Regions from separate parts of the Homo sapiens genome. Here region 2 is linked to region 1. Evidence: chromatin contacts called from ENCODE Hi-C or POLR2A ChIA-PET data. All regions are on one chromosome and are shown on one strand. The core of a region is the stretch at or near the end of the contact, and the rest is flanking DNA. Distances in the headings are between cores, read along the strand shown.

What was found. Hi-C counts contacts between places; a loop is a spot of excess contacts on that map. ChIA-PET counts read pairs that join two places held with the same protein, here RNA polymerase II (POLR2A). Pooled maps may share reads with other maps.
Region 2: a pooled map of adrenal gland shows a loop between it and region 1 (2.0-fold over the local background). The contact joins two enhancer-like sites. A Hi-C loop is called at or near these places in 1 of 168 maps with a recorded cell type or tissue (ovary) and 7 of 50 pooled maps. POLR2A ChIA-PET finds 5 or more read pairs at or near these places in 4 of 52 experiments (activated CD4-positive, alpha-beta T cell, activated CD4-positive, alpha-beta memory T cell, activated T-cell and 1 more).

The regions. Positions count from the first base shown.
Region 1 is chr20:53,084,886-53,089,159 of GRCh38, reverse strand. The region is part of intron 1 of TSHZ2 (teashirt zinc finger homeobox 2); the gene reads right to left. Among named protein-coding and RNA genes, the nearest start is that of TSHZ2, 110 kb to the right of the region's middle. RefSeq lists a silencer at 218-444. Within about 2 kb of position 2,044, at least 3 of the 41 ENCODE cell types and tissues checked have a DNase peak (open chromatin) inside an H3K27ac peak, as active enhancers do.
Region 2 is chr20:53,122,366-53,126,639 of GRCh38, reverse strand. The region is part of intron 1 of TSHZ2 (teashirt zinc finger homeobox 2); the gene reads right to left. Among named protein-coding and RNA genes, the nearest start is that of TSHZ2, 150 kb to the right of the region's middle. Within about 2 kb of position 2,364, at least 2 of the 41 ENCODE cell types and tissues checked have a DNase peak (open chromatin) inside an H3K27ac peak, as active enhancers do.

The sequences.
Region 1 (4,274 bases), core at 795-3,294:
CCTGAACTCTCAGCTGACATGCTGTTGAACATAATGGGGAGATTTAAAAAGGTATCACCAAGGAGTAGAGAGGATTGCGGAGCGCCAGGGGCGAGGAGGAGGTGGTTGAGATGAGCCACGGAAAGCTTTCACACTGTTCTCCCTGGCAGTCAAGGAGCCGTTGCTATGATGTGCAGTCTCAGCACGTGCATCCTGAGCCAGCCGAAGAATGCAGAACAACCTAATTGCTATCCTTGGAACTCAGTGCTCCCAATAAACTTGAAAGCTGAATAGCAACATTTCACAAACAGAGCTGCAGCCTCCTAGCTAGGTGAGCGGCAGTGGAGTCTCTGCATTGCTGTGTGGTACTCTGGATGGAATCCACAGGTCTCGGAAATGCCAAAGCACTCTCTTTCTCAGACAGAGTGAGCCTTCAATTAATTACAAAAACTAGACATTGAAAATATGCCATATGTCAATCCATAGTGGAATTCATATGGGGGAAAGGGAAGTTTTAAAGGTTTCTGAAAGCCATCAAATCTCCATTTAGATAGAATTCTTCAAAAAAATATGAATTTAGTTATTCATTTGCACGGGGTAAATTTTTCAATTTAGCGGAACAAAGGCAACTACAACTTGGCATTTAAAAACTTGGGAGAGTTGACAACAGCAGGACGGAGGGCCAACGCTGAGATCCTCAATTCCATTCAAATCACATAATCAGTTAATGCCAATTTGTTGCTAGTGCTTTAAAGTCAGAAACAAACAGGGCCCTTAAAGGATTTCCCTCCATAGTACCCAACAAAATTACTCATTGCAATTTCCTGTATGATAATTTTTTAAAATGTCTGTCTAACTCCAGTAGACTATAAATTCCATGAGAGCAGAATTGTGTACATTCTGTTCACTTTTGAGTTCCCAGAGTTGAATCCAGTGCTTCATATATAGTAAGTTCCCAACAAAAACTTACTAAATGAATCAAATTAAGCCCCAGTGCTGGACCTCAAGAAGCTCTCTGTTCAGTAGGAAACAGGTAAGAAAACAAAAGGATTTCAGCAATAGGTGATGAGTCCCAGAGCAGAACTATGCCCAGGATACTTATGGGACAACAGAGCAGGAAGCTGAATTCATCTTGAAGACAGACATGGGGTAATAGAATGCTTCCAAGAGGGGGCAAAGCTTAAGTCAATTTTAAAAAATAATGCCAGGTAGAGAGAACTGCTTGGGAAAAGGTTGGAGGAGAGAGTTATTTAGTTTCTCTCCCTGGAGCATTAGTCCAAAAATCACCAAGGTGGCCAATTACCAATATGGCAGATACAAAGTCTCTGGTCAAGCCAAATGCCAAAAGAATTTACCTGTCCTTGGATTTAATCCAACTAGAAGAAGCAGAGGTACTACACAGCCAACACGTACCATCATTTAAGTCCCTGCCAATGGCCGAATCAATAGACATACTACTTTTCTCTAAATAGCCTGAAGACACCACTAAAATACACAAGCAAATCAAAAAAGAAAGTCTTTTCCAAGAGTTTTACCAAGAACTGTAAGACCTTGCCAGTCTGTTTCTGATCCTTCTTTTAACAGACACAAATCAGAAGCATGATTATGAGTAACGCTGTGCACCCAGTGAAGAGGAAGAGACACCCACGAGGCAATTAAAACTTTGGTCCATGGTCTTTCAAAAGTGAAGACTGGGGGCTTGCATCAAGAAGTCTGAGTTCTCATGAGCCGACTGTCAGAGCTAAAACATCAGAACTTTGGGCCAAGGATCGAAAATGTGTAATGCATAAATGTCTGTAGAAACTGCCAAGGGATTTGTGTGAGCTGACCAACTGTGCAAACAATTATCTGTGTTTAGAAAGCTCTACAGTAACGGAAACGTGAAGATTTGGCCTTTGGAGTTGAAGAATCTCCTGGAAATATCCCTTGGAGTAACTACTTGTTTACTTGGAAAAGCATCTGATCCTGGGCAAAAAAATTTCCCTTTTTTGGTTGACCTCAATTCTTCTCTCCATTCATGACAGGCTGTTGCTCAAGAAAGGGCAAAAGGTCTAGCCATGTGAGAATCTGGTATTATGAATTCTCCTCCTTCAGATCATCACATGGCTTGTTTTCTCACTTCCTATGAGTCTACTCATAGGTTCCTTTCTCCGCAGAGCCATGCTTGGCCATCCTATCTAGCATGAAACCCTCCACCCCATCCCCTGACTCTTCCTCTACCATCTTCTTGGCTTTGTTTTCTCCTTAGCATTTCACGTCTAACATGCCAGCTAGCTAATATATTCATTTTTTATTTTCCTTCTCCCTTACCTGAATTCTTAGGCAAGAACATTTGATTGGTTCATTGCTATATCCCCAGCTCCTGGAAGGAGAACTGGCATTAAAAGATAAGTCTTAAATGCAGACACTCCTTATGGTGCATGCCATCTCAGCAACCACAGAACTGTGCAAAGGGAAGACACGGTTTCAGGACACGAGTTCCAGTTAACAGAGGCAAATTGAGGTGGCCTATAAATAATTGTTAGGATGAACAGAGCTGTCCATACTTCTATTTTATGGTTAAGGCCACCAGGGAGAGGTTGTTATTTGCCCTATATACATCATTCCTGACAGGAGGTTTCTCCAACAATCACCTTCCAAAGAACCAATGTGGTAGACACACTTGGGGATGATCTATTCAAGCCATACCTTCCCTTCCACAAGAACTACTTGCTCCTCAAGCCCTAACAGACTCCACCTCAATCAGAGACAAATGGACTGAAAGTAGGCTACCCACAGAGAGCCAAGCTTTTGGTAGAGATTAGCCCAAAAATCTGAATGGAGATATGGCGATCTTGAGAGAAGGAAAGTCTGAAGGAAGGTGCAAAACACATATACCTTTTGGTTCATAAAGATACCTGGCTCTACCCTCTCCGACATCCCACTCAACCCCACCTTTGCATCAATTCCCTGGTCTATGCCAGCGCCCTCCTTAGACATTTTTGTTGTTACTGTTTAGTTGTTATTGCTTAGTTTCCTTTGAAGAGAGTTATTCTTCCTTACAACTAAAGAAACCTTGATTGAGATGCACAGTGGGCAGCTGGCACCCACCCCACCACTACTGAGCTACCAAGAGACCAGAAGACACGGCCTCCATGCAAAGAGATTGGTGCAGATGGAGAAGTCAGGATGAGGAACAGCTGGAGACCATGCCACATGCACAATAACCCTAGGCCTTGAGAGGCACAGGTGAGGTTGAGCGCAGCTGGAGAGGAGAACTTTGAGAAGCCCTCATGAAGGTCTGCCTGGCTTGTGGTTTAATGCTTACGCCTGAACGCCACCACTGAGCCCTGCGTGGGATTACTTCAGGGGGAATTTGAGGAAGTTGAACTCAGTAATGGGCATGACTTTGCAGCTAGGCACCTTTCTGGCCCTGAATCCTGGGGGCATAGTGTTTAAGATCATGAGGTCTAGACCACCTGGGTTTAAATCTGAACTTTGTAATTTATCCTGGGGAAAGTCCTTGCCCTCTTTCAGGGGCCTTCATTTCCTTATGTGTAAAATGGGAATAATAAAATAACACCTAGTGTACAATGCATACAAAGTAATTGACAAGGGGCCTGGCATGTAAATAAGTGTTCAATAAATAACAGCATTGAACACCTGAGTTTGTCTTACTTTAGGAACCAAGCCACTACCACTATGCAGTTTCTCCTCGGTGTGTTTCCCCACTGACAGCCTGGTCATATTTCAGATTCTCCAAGACATGCAAAAGTTCTACCTAAAGTGAAATATCGGTCTTTCTTTCTTTCTCTCTCTCTCTCTCTCTTTCTTTTTGAGATGGAGTTTCATTGTGTTGCCCAGGCTGGAGTTCAGTGGCGCGATCTTGGCTCACTGCGACCTCCGCCCCCTGGATTCAAGCGATTCTCCAGCCTCAGCCTCCCGAGTAGCTGGGATTATAGGTGCCCGCCACCACGCCCGGCTGATTTTTTTGTATTTTTAGTAGAGATGAGGTTTCACCATATTCGCCTGGCTGGTCTCGAAGTCAGGAGACTTCAGGTGATCCACCCATCTCAGCCTCCCAAAGTATTGGGATTACAGTCGTGAGCCACCACACCCAGCATCTATTTTTCTTATTTAACAAATGCACCATGAGCTAGCACAGGACTAAATTCTTCATGTATATGATAAAGCAGGTATTATTATCCCATTTTGGAGGAAAGCAAACTGAGACCCAGTGAGGTTACATGGCTTGAAATAGGCCTAACAATCTAATAAATGATTATTAATGTCTACACAGAAAAAACCCAAGCATC
Region 2 (4,274 bases), core at 1,115-3,614, 37 kb before region 1:
CCTTTGTGGACACTAAAAACAATTTAATGGCATGTCACAATAGCAATTCACTCTGTTAATAGCCCCACTCAATAATACTATATTGCATAAACCTCCTCTAGTCATCTGAAAAATAATTCACCTTTACTCACTCCAGAGTAAGCTCCATTTCACTAACAAATATATTTCTCCCCAAACCTACAAATACTCAGCATCACTGTCCTGTGACAATAGCTATTTTTCCTGGATGAGGTCAGTGGTATCATGTTTCTATTACCTCTCGTTGGCTTAGTCCCAACGACAATCTTTCCCCATGTAGGGCATCAAATTACGGGACAAGGCAGTCCCTAATTTCTGGCTCACATACCCAGGAATGAATGCTGTGTGATCGCACAGGCATAGGAAGCGCTGGCTCTCTTTGTGGACATCGCTCTGCCAAATCTAATCGATGTTTATGTGCCAAAAGATCTAGATGCAAGGAGTATTTATGTGGATGAGCACTAGTGTTGTTCAGGTTTATTACTGTTTAAAATGGCTTCTTCAGGGTAGTAGGCACAGAGGTTCCTGGCCTGGGGGCCTATGGACATCAAGAGTCCCATGAATCTGGGAATTTCATAAATGTGCATTTAAAACACAACAAACAAAAACCCAGAGTTTTATTTTTACCAACTTTTAAGTGAAATTTAGCATTTCTGCTATTATCAATGTAGCCACTAAGTCATGGGACTTGTGACTTTAGCACCAATACAAATCATAAATATCTGCATATCACATTACAGTTGTTGCAGAGATATTGAAATATCACTGAGGCTTATTTCTATTTCAAAATTGTTGTAATTATTAAGCCCACTGATAGATTTGGTTATCTAATGTGTTAATAAAGAAGCTCATCTACAACTGCATCACAATTTTTTTTTTTTAAATATTTTGGTAACTGCATTCCTGTATAATTAGGTGTTTGGGTAATCTTTTATATATTTTATTCATTCAAAAACAGTATTCTGAAAAGGGGTCCACAGGTGTCAGCAGATCACCGGGGGGTTGCCTGATAGTATAAAATACTTAAGAACCCCTGCAGGAACGTAGGGTGGGAAAGAGCCTGAGGTAGGAAGCCAGGCCATTTGGGCTCAATTCATGATTATTCAATAATAGTAATACAGCGAGCAACCAGAAAGTGCTTGCCATGTGCCAGGCAATGTTCTAAAAGCTTCACAGGCATTAAATGTACTTCACCTTTGTAATCATTCTGTGAGACTCATCCTTTTACTATTCTTTACAAGAAAAGGAAACTGAGGCTCAGAGAGAGTAAGTAACATGCCCAAGGCCACTCAGCGGGTAACCAGGAGAGATGAGACTTATGCCCAGGGAGGACTTGCTGTTGACTTCTCTCCTCTACGGCCTTTCACAATATCTCTTTGTAATTATTAATAATTAGCAATAATATAAACCATTAGTAATAATATAAACAAGAACTTTCTATGCAACATTCATTTAATCCTCAAAATCACCCTATAAATTAAGCATTATGATTATTATCATCCTCATTTTCGAGATGACAAAATCGCATTCCAAAAGAGGTTGAGTAAATTGGCCAAAGCAATATAGCTTGAAAGTGATGCCAAATCCAGGTCACTGCCTGCTTTTGTAAATAAAGTTTTATTGGCACAGAGCCACACCCATTTGCTTACAAATTATCTATGGCTACTTCCTCTCAACAGCAGCAGAGTTGAGTGGTTGTTGCATGGTCTGCAAAGCCTAAAATATTTACTATTTGGCCCTTTACAGAAAAAGTTTGCTAACCTCCTAACAATCACGTGTTATGCCCACTCCCTGGCTGTGTCTGTCACTTTCTGGCTGACAGTGTGGCCCTGGGAAAGAAGTCACCTAAATCTCCATGTCTTCAGGTGGAAAATGGGCATGTAGCATCATCAACATCTTAGGATGGTTGTGAAGATAAAATGCAAAGAAAGAGTTTAGTATAGGTTCTGCTACCTGACAAAGGTTCAGAAAATCTTTATTGCTATATGATGACTATTGTTATAACTTGAGTCTATAACTAGGGCTTCATGCCATATTCTAAAAAGTCTAATCATCCGTAAAGCCAAGTTGGCAATTCCTGGTCATGTCGATGATGCATGGAGAGAGCTCCTCCTGATGCTAGGTTTGCATTTAGCTCTTCAAAAATGTGATCTGTCTCTCAGATTAGGACAACACTGCCCTCTGGAACAAACCAGTCACTGATCAGTGACCTAGTCCTTCCAGATGCATCAGCACTGCTTGAGCAGTTTGTTCATTAGGAATGAAATTCAGCCTCCAAATGGATTCAAGTGATTGGGACTAAATCTGGGTCCCAAATTGCCCAACAGAAGCCTGATTGCAGACATGCAGGGGGGTTCAAACCCATTGGAAAAGAGTACAGTTAAGCAAGAGAGATCCCCAGTGGGTAGTGAAGGGCCGGCCCAGGAAAGATAGCAGGATTACATAAAATGCATTTTTTAGGAGGAAAGAATGCCAACCCTATTTCCCTGCATGCTGCTTCCCAGGGAAACACTGGCTGACGCTAAAAGGGAGTTGTCTTCCCTAAGCTATGTCAACAGAGGAAAAGAGAAAATTAAGATGATTACATATGTTTAGGGGAAATTCGGGTGTTTTGGCTTGAAGTTTGCTTTCTCTATCAACCATATTAAGCAGGCAATTACCCAACGCTCCATTTGGCCTGGAAGATGCTGCATTAACACGGAGAATTGTTTTTATAAGCACCTTTTAAAAATTAAGGCAGTAGAGTCATGCACTTAGGAGTCCAGTTTTGGAACCAGGCATGTATGGGTTCAAAGCCCAGCCACCTTACTTTCAGGCTCTGGCCCTACACAAATTGTTTCATTCTTCCAGCTTCAGTTCCATAATTCGGGAAATGGGGTAGTGCTTGTTTTATGGGCCCCAGTACTTCAGTTCTCTAGCTATGCCCTTTGCCGGCTAACTTACTTGTATCTTCCTACTCTGACTGTAGGCTTGACTGTGCCATGTTGTCTACTGGGATGTTAGCAAGTGTGATGCAAACAAAAACTTGAAAAATGCTTACCTGAATGGACTTGTTCAGGCTTTTACCCTCAGCCATTGATGTAAGAAGAAAATGCCTAGGTTAGCCTGCTCCACAATTACACAGGTGTGATATGGGACCAAGTTGTCCTAGCCATCATAGTTGAGGCTGTCCTAGATCAGCCAACCGATAGTCAATCCCCTAAACATGTCAGTGAGTCCAGTCCAGACAAGCAGAGGCTGTAATCCCTCATGGAAGCTGATCATACGTTTATTGAAGAGGACCAACTGAGATCAGCCCAGCTCTAGCCCAGGTCATCTGTACTCCACAGACTGGTGAGCTAAAAAAATGTTAAAGTTTATGGCACTGAGATTTGGAGGTTTTGGTTATGGAGCACTGTCCTGTCAATAGATAACTGACACGGATGAGAATATTTACTTCATAGAAGTTGCTTTGAAAAATAGATGAGACAATACCTACTGAGATCCAGCACAGAGCTGATGGAGAGGTGGCTGGAGAAGCCGGATTGGTGACAGTGAGGAGATACTTCTGTGATTTAATCCGTGTTTTGTCTCCAACCCATTCATGTAGTTATGGGTGGTGCTTCTTATGTCAGGGAAGGGAAGTGGAAGAGTAGAAAGCGGAAATACCCAGTACCTCCCCCAGTTTTTATTTCCAAAAGTTTAAATCTCTAGGGAAGCTTAGAGAATTTGGAACAGAAATAAAAGAAAATGTATTTAATCAGAAGTGGGGGTTGAGAGTGGGCCTTCCTCATGCCCTGTCCCCCACCAATTCTAGATGAAAAAGAGAGTCCACTTTGGCTGGGAGGAGGAGAAACTGCACAGTGAATGGAAGCCAACATCCCAGGGATTCAATATCTTTGGTGTGTCTAGGTAGCCGTGATACCAGAGGCAGCCTTGCCGAAAAATATCCATCCTCCAAGCATGGCCCAGATGCCAGAGAGAGCATCCTGACTGGTGTGATGAACGTCTCCCCGTAACCCAACAGGCTGTACATCCTTCCAGAGAGCTGCCCCCTCTTCCCTCCAAACACCTTGGGCTGGAGTACTTTCTAGATCCCTGGCTCAACCTTAGGGAAAGAGGACCCCGTAAAAGATTAAAATTGAAGCCTTCTGTTTGCCCTGATAGAAATAGAAATTAACTTGAAGTCTAGAAAATAAAAGTGGTCTTATTTGTAGATCTTTCGTTTTTTTGTCCTAAAACATACTCAACTAGATGCTACTGCTGATGATGTTGAT